2 separate regions of the Mus musculus genome follow, and region 1 is linked to region 2. The links are chromatin contacts, found by Hi-C or POLR2A ChIA-PET in ENCODE. All regions are on one chromosome and are shown on one strand. Each heading gives the region's core, a stretch centred on a gene start or an enhancer-like site at or near the end of the contact. The rest is flanking DNA. Distances are from core to core; before and after follow the strand shown. Region 1 overlaps Slc13a4 (solute carrier family 13 (sodium/sulfate symporters), member 4). Region 2 holds the start of 1810058I24Rik (RIKEN cDNA 1810058I24 gene).

The links. Hi-C counts contacts between places; a loop is a spot of excess contacts on that map. ChIA-PET counts read pairs that join two places held with the same protein, here RNA polymerase II (POLR2A).
Region 1: a loop to region 2 is called in a map of left cerebral cortex, with 2.7 times the contacts of the local background. The contact joins the enhancer-like site here to the promoter of 1810058I24Rik in region 2. A Hi-C loop is called at or near these places in 7 of 37 maps with a recorded cell type or tissue (heart and left cerebral cortex). POLR2A ChIA-PET finds 5 or more read pairs at or near these places in 2 of 5 experiments (Patski and embryonic stem cell).

Annotation. Positions count from the first base shown.
Region 1 is chr6:35,284,987-35,291,356 of GRCm38, forward strand. It overlaps Slc13a4 (solute carrier family 13 (sodium/sulfate symporters), member 4), which reads right to left. Exons shown (of 16, transcript NM_172892.3): 3 at 4,808-4,944; 4 at 2,768-2,931; 5 at 2,361-2,415. Among named protein-coding and RNA genes, the nearest start is that of Slc13a4, 20 kb to the right of the region's middle. Within about 2 kb of position 3,230, at least 1 of the 3 ENCODE cell types and tissues checked has a DNase peak (open chromatin) inside an H3K27ac peak, as active enhancers do; it is heart, where a contact is called at or near this core.
Region 2 is chr6:35,248,764-35,255,673 of GRCm38, forward strand. 1810058I24Rik (RIKEN cDNA 1810058I24 gene) reads left to right here and starts at 3,947. Exons shown (of 3, transcript NM_001384235.1): 1 at 3,947-4,019. The coding sequence starts at 4,005.

The DNA of each region.
Region 1 (6,370 bases), core at 1,980-4,479, 36 kb after region 2:
CAGATCCAGACTACCATCATCTTTACATCATCACTTAGCACTGGGAGGTCGGAAGTGGGTGCACAGGGGTCTCCAACTGTCTCCCTGGAGAACCTGTACCCTAATGGTGTCCTTACTACCTGACGCAAGAAGGCCACTGCCTAGAAACAGAAATATGGGACATGCTTTTCTGAGGTGACAGCAGCAAGATGGGAATGAATTTTGGGTCAGTGACTGTACCTCAGAGAGGGGGCAGTCAGCTGTATGCACTGAATCTTTCCTACATCTGAGGCTTCCTCAGTCTTTTCCTTGGAGGAAGAGGGGACTGAATCAGAGCCCCTGACATACTGAGTTTTCAGTAGCTGTATATGATCCATCTCAGTTGCATGGACTGTGAGCCTAGCAGCTGAAGGCAGATGACATGCTGGACACTCACACACAGGACAGAAGACCCTGTAATCATCAGCATGTCCAGGCTGCATCGGTGGGAGCTGAAGGAGGGTTCCAGAAAAGTGTTCTTTGGAGAATGTGCTGTCATGATTTGCCTAGACTGGCTGAAGAGGGGAAGCTAGGACCACTTCAGAAGGCAGTCCTGGGAGGTACTGGTCACAAGGAAGATGACTAAATACCCTGGCTCCCATCAGCACAGAGGATTCTGAGATGTCTAAGAACAGGTGAGCTTTTGTTTTAGACTTTTGTTACTGATACGGTGTAGCCAGAAAGGTCAGAGAGGAGAGTGACTGTGGTCCTAAGAGCAGCCTTTACTTCCTGTGCTCTACAGAGCACAATCTCCTCAGGGAGTGGACACACAGGAGAAACCAGGACTGGAGCCATTGTCAAAGCACTGCCCAGAAAACAGTGACCCCAGGAAACAAAGAGGGCTAGACCATCAGAACACTGGGAAGGACCGAGATACATGGTCGTCCAAGAGCCAACAGCCATCAGGCCTGGGTGGCAAAGAGGTCACCTTGAACCCTGAAGCAGGGTGCTCACAAGTGACAGAGCTCGGGCCTGGGTCTCAGACAAGAGTCTACCCTTTGGTCTTTTCTGTTCCCTATGTTCACCCCAACCCTGGAGACTGCAGAAGCAGCAGAGTGAGGGGACAGTAGACAAGGGACAGGAGGAGCTGGGGCAGGGGACAACGAAAGGTCAGTTCCTACCCCCACCAACTCTCATCTCTTCTTCTGCAGGCTTGGGTCCAGAGGGAACCGCTGTGGACCCACAGAAAGGGGACAAGCTTTGGAAACAGCAAAGTTTTGATATGAACCTGGGCTAGCCTGTTGGGGATCCGAAAGTGAGATCACTGTGCCTCTCCGAAGGGGCCAGAAAAGCTGTGGTATCTGAGATACCAAGAAAGGCAGAGGGCAGCAAGAACAGGGTGACCATGGAAGACAGTGGGAAGACGAAGAAGATGATGATGTTTCTGGCTGGGTCCTCTCCATGTCTGTCCCTCTCTGCGTCTGTCCCTCTCTGTGTCTGTCCAGCTCTATAGGTTGAGTTCATTCGGTATGAGCTCTTATTCTTTTTTTTTTTTTGTATTTAAACGGGCAAATTATAAAGAACCATTGTGAAATACAACTTTGAAATGGGTTGTATTCGGGGCTGGAGAGATGGCTCAGTGGTTAAGAGCATTGTATTGCTCTTCCAAAGGTCCTGAGTTCAATTCCCAGCAACCACATGGTGGCTAACAACCATCCATAATGAGATCTAATGCCCTCTTCTGGTGTTTCTGAAGACAGCTACAGTGTACTTACATATAATAATAAATATATGGGCTGGAGCCAGCGGGGCCAGAGTGAGCAGAGGTCCTGAGTTCAATTCCTAGCAACCACGTGATAGCTCACAACCATCTGTACAGCTGCAGTGTACTCATATACATAAAATGAATAAATCTTTTAAAAAAATGGGTTGTATTCACCATGGAATACCCTTAAAGACCACGTATGTTTGTATGTATGTATGTATATATGTATATATGTACTCTGAAAAGAAGTCAGCTGTTGATGGACCCCACAGCATTTGAATGCTCAAGACCATGTTTCTCCTTTCCTAGCTTCAGCTTGCTAGAGCATCAAACAGCCTGTCAACAACTGTCCCCCAGTATTCTAACCGCATCAGTACAGATGTAGTTGTACTTGGCAGCCATAGGGCGGCTCCTACATCTACTTGGAATTAACGTGGGTCTTTGTATTCCTCCTTATTCCCAAGTGTTCTGGAATTAGGGGAGACCCCCTCAAGATCGTCAGAGGTAGATCCTATGGATGGGGACAAGATGGCGAGCTTGGCACATGCATCTAAAAGAGACGATTTGGTCTTATCTTTCCTGTCCTCTTTAATGGCCCCAAGAGGCTCCGTCTGGGAAGAGGGATGGTCATACTCACTCTTCATTGACAAAGATGAGTTCCATGGACGTCTGTCTGTTGTTTACATCAAGACCTAAAGTGGTAAAGAAACACAGGAAGTTAAAACTAAGGCTGCAGTGGACCCCGTATGTGGAAGGCCAGGGGCTCAGGGCAGGGGCAGAGGTGTGATGGCCTCTCCCCTTCTCTCTGCTCTGAAGGCATAGTGGGGCTGTAGATGCAGGCAGACACCGGAGTTTTGTAATAATGCTTGAGAAATTGGGACAAAGAGAAGGGGTGGAGGATGCCTGTGAGCAACGTAGGAAGAATGAGAATGGGCTAAGGGTAGCTTGGGTTGTGACTGCTGGCATGGCCAAGAGGCTCCAATGAAGATGGGCACCAGGCTGGGGGGAGGAGCAAAGGGGAGATGGGCCCCCAGTGAACTGTACCCATGAGCTCAGCCTCCTCAGTGCCGGCTGCCAGCTGTTCCTCCTCAGCGTTGATGAGCTCCTGCAGCACCGCCTCCACGATGGGCATCACCATGGCGGTGGTGGAGGTGTTGGAGAGCCACATGGACAGCATGGTGGTACAGCACATGAAACACAGCAGGAGCCTGGAGGGCAGGGACGGTTGGGCAGAGCGTTATCCTGATGAATTATGACCCTAATGAGCCCCCAGGTGCCATTCACCTCTAAACTCCCAGAACTTGGTGCGGGGTAACCCTTTATTTCAGCATTGGTCCAGCAAATGATTCCCAAGCCGTGGCTAGTGACCATGGCCAGGAAAAAAGCTTTTAAAGAAAGAAGGGCTAGCTTTGATAGAAAGGATCCAGGGTAGGGACTCAGAGGCTGTTCCCTTCTCTCTGTGTGGACGTTAGGTGGAGCTCTGTGGTGTGTCTCTTATGCATAAGGGGATCTTTTTCCCCTCCCCTGCAGCCAGCAAGTCTAGGGCACCCCATGCTCTGAGCAAGTCAGCACAGTAATTTGGGAGCAAACAGTCCTGGCACTTCGTTCTCCCACGACTTGTCCCAGTGCCAACTAGCTGCAAGGATGGCCACAAAGCCACAGTAGTCTCCCCTGTCCGTGTGTGCGTGTGTGTGTGTGTGTCTCCAGCTGGTCTCTGAAAGCGTCAAGCTTGGAGGAGCACAGAACAAAAATAACCTTCAAATGATTTCCCTTTGACTTGGAAGCACAGTGCAAACCGTGCCTGTGCAGACCTGGGGCTTGCTGCCTAGGAGAGGTGGAGACAAAGATGACTTGTTTATACTTCAGATGACTTTGCACAAAGGAGACAGCACATGTGTGGATTGTGCCCAAGCAGGGCTGAGTCCTGGCAGTGTTTTGTTTGAGCTGAGAGCAACATAGCTCTCATGTTTGGCACACCCACTGATAGCGCGCCATGATATCGAGCCATGCCGGCATGAACTTGCTGGGTAGTGTGGTAAATAGGGAAGAAGGCAAACCCAGACAGGTGGACATTCTTGTTGATAGGATAAAGATTTCCAGAGCTATGCAGGGGCTGGAGATGTGGCTCGGGGCTTGAGTGCTTGCTTAGGGCAAGGATGAGCGATTGCTTCATTCATTCTCTCCACCCCTCCCCCAGTACCACAAGGGAAACAAAACAAAAAACAGAACAGAGTCAAAGGAGCCACAAGGTCCCACTATGTTGGAAGCAATGCTCCTTGTGTGCCTTGGAAGCACAGAGTGGGCAGCCGGTTGCTGGGCCTGGGTGGCTTTAGCCATAATTAGCAAGGCTCTGCTTTGCAACCTGGGAGTCAGGGGCGGGCTTCAGAGTTCCAAGAACTCATTTGAAAGACTAATGCTGAAAACAGTGCTACATTGTTTCTAGTCTGCTCTTCCAGCGGGTGCAGCAGCTTGCATAGACGTAGGAGCCGGAGCCGTTAGGAGTGGAGAAAGGGAAGAGGAACAAAGGAGATCCTGTGCAGTGGGAGCAAGGCTCACACAAAACTGTCCACCCTGATGCCCTCACGAATGCTGTGAGGGTGAGGATGCCCCCTTGCTGGGTCTCTTGATGGCCGAGTGGAAGGAGAAAGAGGGAGCATGTGAGGCATTGAAGCAACACTCCCCCCACCCCCCTCAGCAACTTGGGTGGATGGGAAGAGATGTTCATGGCTTCTTAAATGACAATGGAAAAGCCACCCAATTCTTTGACCTATGTGCACTCTAACCCACAGGCAAAAAAAAAAAAAGAGAAACTGTTTCTGTTTGGTCCATTTTATGCTTTCTCACAAGGCCCTCAGGTGTTGCAAACCTGTCCTTGTGGTCCAGGTTGTGAAGAGAATTCCTTAGATTCAGGTGATAGTAACATCAGGGCTACCATTCAGATCTGTATTCTGTGGCTATCAGGATCACTCCTAGTTATTGGGATCTCTCTCACAGGTGCGGGAGGTGGGAGTCCATCATCCTGGTGTCACCTCCCACTTAGCAGAGGAACCACTGCCCCAGGACCCCACATGCCATGTGACTCACATGCCAGGCTTGGCTCCCGCCATCAAGACCATGCGCAGGGCGATGCGCTTGTGTAAATTCCACTTCTCCACAGCTGCTGCCACACAGATGACGCCCACCAACAGCAGCGTGGTGTTCTTGAAGTACTCAGCCGCCACCTGTAGGGGGGTCAGGAAGGCCAGTCACCACCTGGGAAGAGGCCATGGGCAGGACAGTGTGTTCTCAGAGGCAGAGGCTGATGAAGTAGAAGCAGTGAGGGGAGGCTTATTCAAATAACTGGGTAGTTCCTTATCTTCTTCAGCTCTGACATCAAACCCAGGGTCTCTCCCACGTTGGGCAAGCATTCTACTACTAGCTAGAATAGTTGGTTGTTTAAAAATACCAACTCTGCTAGGCAGTGGTGGCGCACACGTTTAACCCCAGTACTTGGGATGGAGAGGCAGGTGGATCTTCGACTTGGAGGCCAGCCTGGTCTACAGAATGAGTTAAAGGACATCCAGTACTATGCAGAGAAACCCTGACTCAAAAGCTAAGAACTAGACTTACTGCCACACTCAGTGGGATAGAAATTTTGAAGGTACTTTTACAATTTTTACTCCCCCTCCCCATTTCACTCAAATGAGAAAGAACCAATACATTAATAAAGAAAGAATAAACTTATATTTTTTGTCCTTCACTTTGATTAACCCTCCCTTCTCGTCCACATGTCTCCCTGGTACATCCAGCCCCGTCCCTGTTGGATCCTTCCGTTCTCAGAATCCCTTTCCTCATCACCTATGTTCTGCTACATTCTCACTTGGAACATTCTGTCTTTGTGTCTGGCTGTGCATTTGGAACAGGCTTCAAAGCCAAGTTCAGGCCTGGTGCCCTCCAGAACACCTTCCTTTGCTTCTAAACTCTGATTGTTCCCTGGGGACACTATTAATTCCTTGCAATGTAGAGCACTCAGGGCTAGGCTGGGATTGTGGCTTTAGTTAATTCCATACACCATGGAGTGCTCAGGGCAAGGCTGAGATCAGGGGTATACTGTAGTTGGCTGAGTTTCTATATCCACCTCTTCAGTCTTTTAGTAAAACCTTTAAATTGCCAACAGTGGAATAACATGCAAAAGTAGATACTCAATAAATAATAGTCACATAGTTAGAGGATCCATGGCAAAAAAGTGAGGAGATGAACTTTTAACTTAAAATGTCTTTTAAGGTGACAAAACAAGAACAGTTTTAATGGCAGGAAAAATAATTGAGACATAAAGGACATTTAAGTATAGTGAAATATGTGGGAGTCAACAATGTTTATAAAACCACACTAAGAGTTATCTTTTGATTATTGAACATAAAAAAGTTGAGGGGCTAGGAAGATGGCATGCCGGATAAAAAAGTATGTGCCAGCCAGCCTGAGTATAGGAGTTTGAATCCCCTGGACCCATGTTAAAAGCTAGATTTGGTAGCATGCATCTGCAATCCCAGTACTCCTGTGGGGGAGAGGGGAGGCAGAGACAGAGTCATCTGGAAGTCCTTGGGCCAGCTACACTGTCACACTGTGGCAGAAACAAGAGGGACCTACCTTAAATAAGGTGGAAAGCAA
Region 2 (6,910 bases), core at 2,697-5,196:
TACACTAGCTGGTTACGAGCCCCAACCCCCACCCTTCCACCCCCACCTCACATACAGTGGAAGACTGCCTGGTTTGGCCTCAGTGAGAAGACACCCCTAGCCCTCTAGAGATTTGAGGCCCCAGGGAGAAGGGAGGTCTGGCAGGGGTGGGGGTGGGGTAGGGACATCCTCTTGGAGATGGGGTGGGGGAAGAGGAATGGGACCAGGAAGGGGGTAACGACTGGACTGTAAAAAATAAGAAAGAACTGTGACAGTTCATCTGCCTATATTCTCATTAATGTGATTGCCACAGATGGAAAGATGACATAGTCACCGCTCCCCTGTCCACTACTGGTTCTCCCTTCTGCAGCAGCTTTAGTCCCATACATAAGAGGCTGCTGAGAGGGCGGAGGCCTGACTTATGTGGAGGCAGAGCAGTAGGCTTAAGTCCGTGCTATTATGGTTGATGGCTTTTGTTTTTAAATCTTTAAACAAGATTTCTACAGCTTTTAAGCATCTTCATTAAAAGTCTTGGCCATTGTTGCATTTTGAAAGTAATTTGCTGCCCACCAGATAAACAATAGCTGTTAGCTAGCACACTCTTAGGGAGACTTGTAACTGGATCCAAAGTGCAAGCCTCTTGCCTGCCGCTCCACTCCCCTGGCCTGGAATGAACCTAAGGCCTCACTCCTGGTAGACAGATGCTCTGCCACCGACATGGATCTCCATCCAGCCATTGTCTGCCACCAAGAACACAGCATTGGGCCGGCAGCAGGGTAGCTCAGTGCATAAAAGGCTTGCTGCTGAGGCTGATGCCCTGAGATTGGATTTGCAATACACATAGTAGAGGGAGAGAACTAGCTCCAGCAGGTTGTCCTCTATGTGCATGGTGGCAGAGAGCACCCACATACAGATGACTGAATGTAAGCCTGCCAGTTATCAAAGCCTGAGCATTTTGTAAGCCTGTGAGAGATGCAGAGCTAAGGAAACCATAGCTTGTGCAAGGTCAGAGGACAGCTCGGGGCAGTCAGTTCTTTTCACCATGAGGATTCCGGGCGGGCTCTTGAGCTTGGTGGCAAGTGTCTTTATGCACTGAGCCATCTTACTGCACCAGCATTACCTTATTTTCTCATCAGTGCTTCCAGAAGTGCAGGGGACTAACTTTAGAGGTCAGAGGGCAGTGGGAAAGTGTGCGGGAGGGAGGGACACAGTGGTGGTGGCAGCGGTGGCAGCAGCAGTGGCACAGCTGACCAGAATTGATATACATCCTGCAGCAGAGGGTAATGGGTAGGAAGGCCTTGCTGATGCCTGGATTCAGGAGACATGGGGAGAAGATGTTATGTGTTCCTGTGCAAAACAAAGGGGAGAGAATCAGTTTTTAGACATCGATTTACAGAGTTTTGGCATTTCAAGGGCAGGCTCTCTATTTCTGACTAAGTTAAGATAGGACTTTAATTCATTTTCACTCAGTTAATCAGTATAACTGAAGTGTATGTTCTCTTCATAATGATCTATACTGTACAAGGTGTGAATTTAGCCTTTCCTAAATCCCACTTTCCCCACATTATTTTGAAAATGTTGGATCTTCTGAAGAACTGGGAGGAATGTACAATGGATGCCTCTCGTTTTTGTCCAATCAGTAGTTGTCTATAGTGCTTTCTCCGATATGTATTCTAGGTTTCCTCCTGCGTTTGTCACACCATTGATAACACCTCAATTGTTAAATGTGTATGTATGTGTAAGTGGAGATCAGAGGTTAGTTCACCTTAGATGTCACGCTTCAGATACTCTGCATCCTACTTTCTGAAACAGGGTCGCTCACTGGCTTGGAATCCACAGCTTTGGGCTAGGCTCGATGGCTAGCAAGCCTCAGAGATTTGTCAGTCTAGCTGCCCAGCACCGGAACTCAGGTCCTCATAGCCCTGGCTGTCCTGGAACTCACTTTGTAGACCAGGGTGGCCTCGAACTCAGAAATCCGCCTGCCTCTGCCTCCGGAGTGCTGGGATTAAAGGCGTGAGACACCACTGATCAATTGATCAATAATTAAGAAAATGCCTTGGGGCTGGATCTTAGAGGAGACACATTTTCTCAATTGAGACTCCTTTCTATCTGATAACTCTAGTTTGCACCAGACTGACATGAAACTAGCCAGTGCATTGTGTTATTATTATTTTTTAGGGGTAAAAGTGATTAAATAAAAAATTCAGAATGCCTCACCCCACTTTCTCTGCAGCTATTAAAGTACACTGGGTTATTTTTTCTCAATTTAAATACATTTTAGTATGCCAAACCTATTGACCTTTCCCTTGGTGGTGTGTGATCTTTATGTTTTATTCTATTTTTTTCCCCTCTAATCAGCTCTTTTGTCAGTTTAGCAGATGAGTTGGGAGGAGGGAGAGAAGTAATGAGGTGGATGGATGGAGAAACACAGAAATGGAGGGAAATTCTGAGAGAGGGCTTGACTAGGGATGGTGGAGGAGAAAGTTGGTTGGAGAAGAAAGGGAGACATAGCTAGAGGCAAGGACATCTGGGAGCTCAAAGAACTTGACTTTGATTGAGCTGGGAGAGAGAGAGAGAGAGAGAGAGAGAGAGAGAGAGAGAGAGAGAGAGAGAGAGAGAGAGAGAGATATTTTCCTCTTTTGAGGAGGGGAGAGGCAGCAGAATGAGATACAGGGGCCCAAAGGGCAAAGGAACAAAAGGTTCGGGTCTTGGTTAGGGTTTTACTTTTGTGAGGAGACACCATGACCAAGACAACTCTTAGAAATGACAACATTTAATTGGGGCTGGCTTACAGGTTCAGAGTTTCAGTCCATTGTCACCAAAGTGGAAGCATGGCAGTATCCAGGCAGGCATGGTGCTGGCAGAGCTGAGAGTTCTACATCTTCATCTGAAGGAAGCCAGAGAGCATCCTCAAGCTGCTAGGAGGAAGATTTCCAAGTCCATCCCCACAGTGACACATTTCCTCCAACAAGGCCACACCTTCTAATAGTGCCACTCCCTGGGACGAGCATATGTAAACCATCACAGTTCAGGTAACCAAAATGGCTGGATTATATAGGGAAAAGCCTCATCGGGAAAAGCAGCCCAGCCCCTGAACTGGTGAGTTTAGGGTAGAGGGCTGCATGTGCCAGCCACACCCTGTAACAGGCCGGGACTGAGGGATGCTGGCGAGGACCAGGAGGCCAGGTCCACTTTGATATGTTAAGTAGTCCTCTGCCATTGTCCCAGGGTTAACAGCCCCACTAGGCGCAGCTGATTTGTTTTTCTGTTATTTGAAGCCAGAGTACCCCTTAACTAGATAAAGGTCAATTCCAAAGACTGAGAGCAACATGAGAAGGGTGGTTTCGATGTGCTTGTGTATGTGGGTGACCAGCAGCGCGACCGGACAAGAGTGGATTCATCTTTGGCTCCTGCATGGTAGATGATTCGCGCTCCACTTGAGGAGGAAGTAAACTTCAGATAGGTTGCTGGTGGCTGCCAGCAATCGCTACTTGGATCCAGTCGTGCCAGACTCCGCAGACCTCTCTCCATCATCTATCACGTGGCTGAGGACTACCCTTAACTAGGCTGCATAGCACACTTGTGGGCTTTTGTGAAATGGAACCTTTTCCCCCTTTTCGTCTGAGAGTCGGCTGTGGTGGAGATTAGTGTGGACTTCATAAAGGCTCCCAGGAGAGTGAGTTGTTCACTTGGCATGGCACCCGCTACCTCACCCCCACCCTGGTTTAGTAGGTAACACAGCCACGTCTGACTGTATTAATACAATTGCCAGCGTCCTTGTCACCCGGAGGCTTTGGTTCAAAGAGGCCTAGGTTTGCACCTCGCCCTCTTGCTTCCCGAGATGGCCGTCAGAGGGCGCTGCGGCTCCGCGAGTCGCTTCCGGGAATGGAGAGGGCGGGGCAGGGCGGGGCGGGGCGTAAACCGGAACCTGGCAGCGGGTTCCGCCCTCGCGCCGGGGAGGAGTCCCGGAGCCGAGCTGGAGCTGGAGCACCTCTCACACCCTCCTCGCCCTCCCCACCGACATCATGCTCCAGTTCCTGGTGAGTGGGGCCTCGGAGGATCGGGCCTCGCGGTCGCCTCGTTCCCCCGGGGTCCCGGGTCGGCGGTGCACGGCTCTGCAGTTGGGGCTCGTCGCCCTCGGGTTTGCTCGCGCAGTTTTCCTCTGGCCTCCTCCTAAGTCCTTGGGTCTTTGCCTGGGTTTGTTTATATGTAGTCCTTCAAGTTCCGAAAACTTTGGGGTGTCAGTGATATGACTGCGTTTTCAAAAAACCACTTACTGTGAGCTCTTGGCGAAATCTTCGCGGTAAGTTGGGTCGGAGGAGTCATCAAGATGACTTGGCTCCTGTCCTCTCCACGCGACTTCCCGTAGACCCCCATCTATTATATACGGCTTATTTGAGGCCTCAGAGTGCCTTTCACACGCCGTGCATTAGTCAGCCACATCACGAGGTCGCAGCGAGAGATCCACAGTGCCCTCCCTCTTCAGACCTTTACAGATTGCCCGCTTTGAGGAGTGAGTCAGACTGCCCTGCGAGTAACTCTTGTAAAAACCTGCCCCTCCCCACACCCTTTCAAGTCTCCTTTTTGAGTTAACACGTTTTTCTGGCAAAAATCAAGTATTTCTAAAATTGCCTGTTGAGGATTCTAGGAAACTTGCCAGTCAAATTTTCAGATGAAAGTTTTCAAACACTTTCAGATGAAAGCGTTTCATCTTCGAATTCTAATAAAGCAGATATCTTCTTTCTTTCCCACGGTCAGTGGCTACCTGGTGCTCCGAGAATGAGTATTGTTTACATAAAACTGCCCTACAAAGACTCAGTTGCCTCTGGGGTTTCTCTAGTGTCCTAACTAGGCCTTAGTTTAGGAGGTAGGAGTAATTAGCAGTAATTTACTTGTTAGGAATCACTTTTAAAAGCAGCATCAGCCAGCTAGTGTAAGGTGATAGGATTGGCCCTTCCACTGCATTTGCTGTTCATTGATAAGCAGGGAGAACATTAAATCGATTACACTTAACCTTTTAAGTGCTTTGCTGAATGAGGCTACCTGGTGCGGGACTAGCGCTCTGTACTTAAACATGGGTTTTGATTGGAAAATTCAAAATTTTCAACATTTATGGAGAGATGCTGAAGCCGACCATTAGATGCTTAGCTAGGATGTAACTGATGTTCCTTCTCTTGCCCTGGGTCTGTCTCCTCTTCATTGCTTTTGTTGGGAAAAGTGGAATCAGATGTACAGAGATGGAATCAACTTTCCTCTTGTGGAACTTGGTCAAACACTGCTAGTTTCTGCAAATCTTGCTTTTTACATTAGCCGTTTCAACTGTTTTCTAAATGGTTAAGAGTTTAGACCCTATCTTTAATCTCAAGGTGTGTGTGTATGTGTGTGTGTTGGGGACGTGGGGTTGGGTGGGTGTTGGCCAGGTTATTTAAATTTTCTATGCTTCAGTTTGCACCTCATGAGGTTTCAAAAGGAGCCAAGATGTTGAACACGTAAACACTAAATCGTGGTTGAGATATACTGCCCTGTCTCTTCTGTAAGGTATCAGAAATGGGAACTGGCCTCCCACTGATAGGAGAGGCTTGGGTGTGGTGGAAAGATTCCAGGCTCTTCCCTTTGATGGTGCAAGGCAGCTGAATACTTTGTAACCTCTGAGATGTTGCCTAAGTTGAAAACTTGCATTTGATTGTGTGGCTTGTCTACCCATTACCCCTATTTCCACACCGCACTCCACAGCTTGCTCCTAGCTTGGCTGAAGTTCTTTGAAGGAACACCTAGATGGGAATTGGACTGTGAGCACTGCTGTGAGTGTCAGGGCACCTGAACACTGCTACAGTTTCTGTTCCTCTTCCCCCTGGGGCCCAGTAGCATCACCTCCTCATAACTCACCCTCATTCAGCTGCTGGGGCCTGTGCACCGTGCTGTGTGGGTTCTGTCCTGGGATAGCTCAGAATTGCGGAGTGAGGGGACCATATCTGGGTGTAGCAGCTGGGAGGCTCTCTCCCTGTCTCTAATCTTGTCTCCCGCTGCTTGCTTCTGCTCTTAGTTCCTGTGAAGTGCTTAAGTCCGGAGCTGGCTGTGCTTCCTAAACTCACCCTTAGGGAACGGGCTCCTCCCCAAGCCAGCACCTTTCACATCAGCTTCCAGGACAACCTTGAATCCCCTTCTCTGTGCTTCCAGATCCCAAGTATCAACTGTCAGTGGCTTTCCTTTGCCTTTCTCTCAGCCTCTACTCATCTGGATTGAGTTTGCCTTCCTGCTTTCCCAGTCCTTTCCCCACACTTAACGCTCACATTTGAAATGTTGACATAGTCATTGATTTCTTTCTCGTATTCATGCATTCACCGGTTTATCTAGTCTTTTCTTAGAATCATGTAATACCGTAGGTGCATCTTCTTTGTTACATTGCATCCGTTTATCTGTTGATGACTGTGCGTGCCTCTCCTGTGAGGGCCTGCACGTGCAAGAAGTCTGAGGACAGCCTCCAGCAGCCGGTTCTCCTTCCCTCATGTGGGTCTAGGGGGTTGAGCTCAGGTTGCCAGGCTCGGGTGCAGGGTGTTACCCTGCTGAGCCATTTTTCCACGCCAGACCTGCTGTGTAGTCACGAGTAAGATCTTTACTTGCTCCGTGCCTCAGTTTCCCCCAGCATAAGCCTGGGCAGTAATAGTGGTTATTCCACGTGTGCATGCTTGTGAGGATCAGGCTGTGAACTAGCAGGGTTCTCCAGTCTGGCTGGCATACTGCCACTTCTCTCCACTACTAAAGGATTTGGTTGGGGATATAAAGGGACTTAGTCAATACGCAGTGAGTGACTTCGTTTGCACTCAGCTCTGCATATTGCTGGGCCCATCCGCATATTTAACTAACCATGGATTAGATAAATATGAATGAATATGAAAAATATAAATATTAGCAGATAGTTGCTCATCAATGG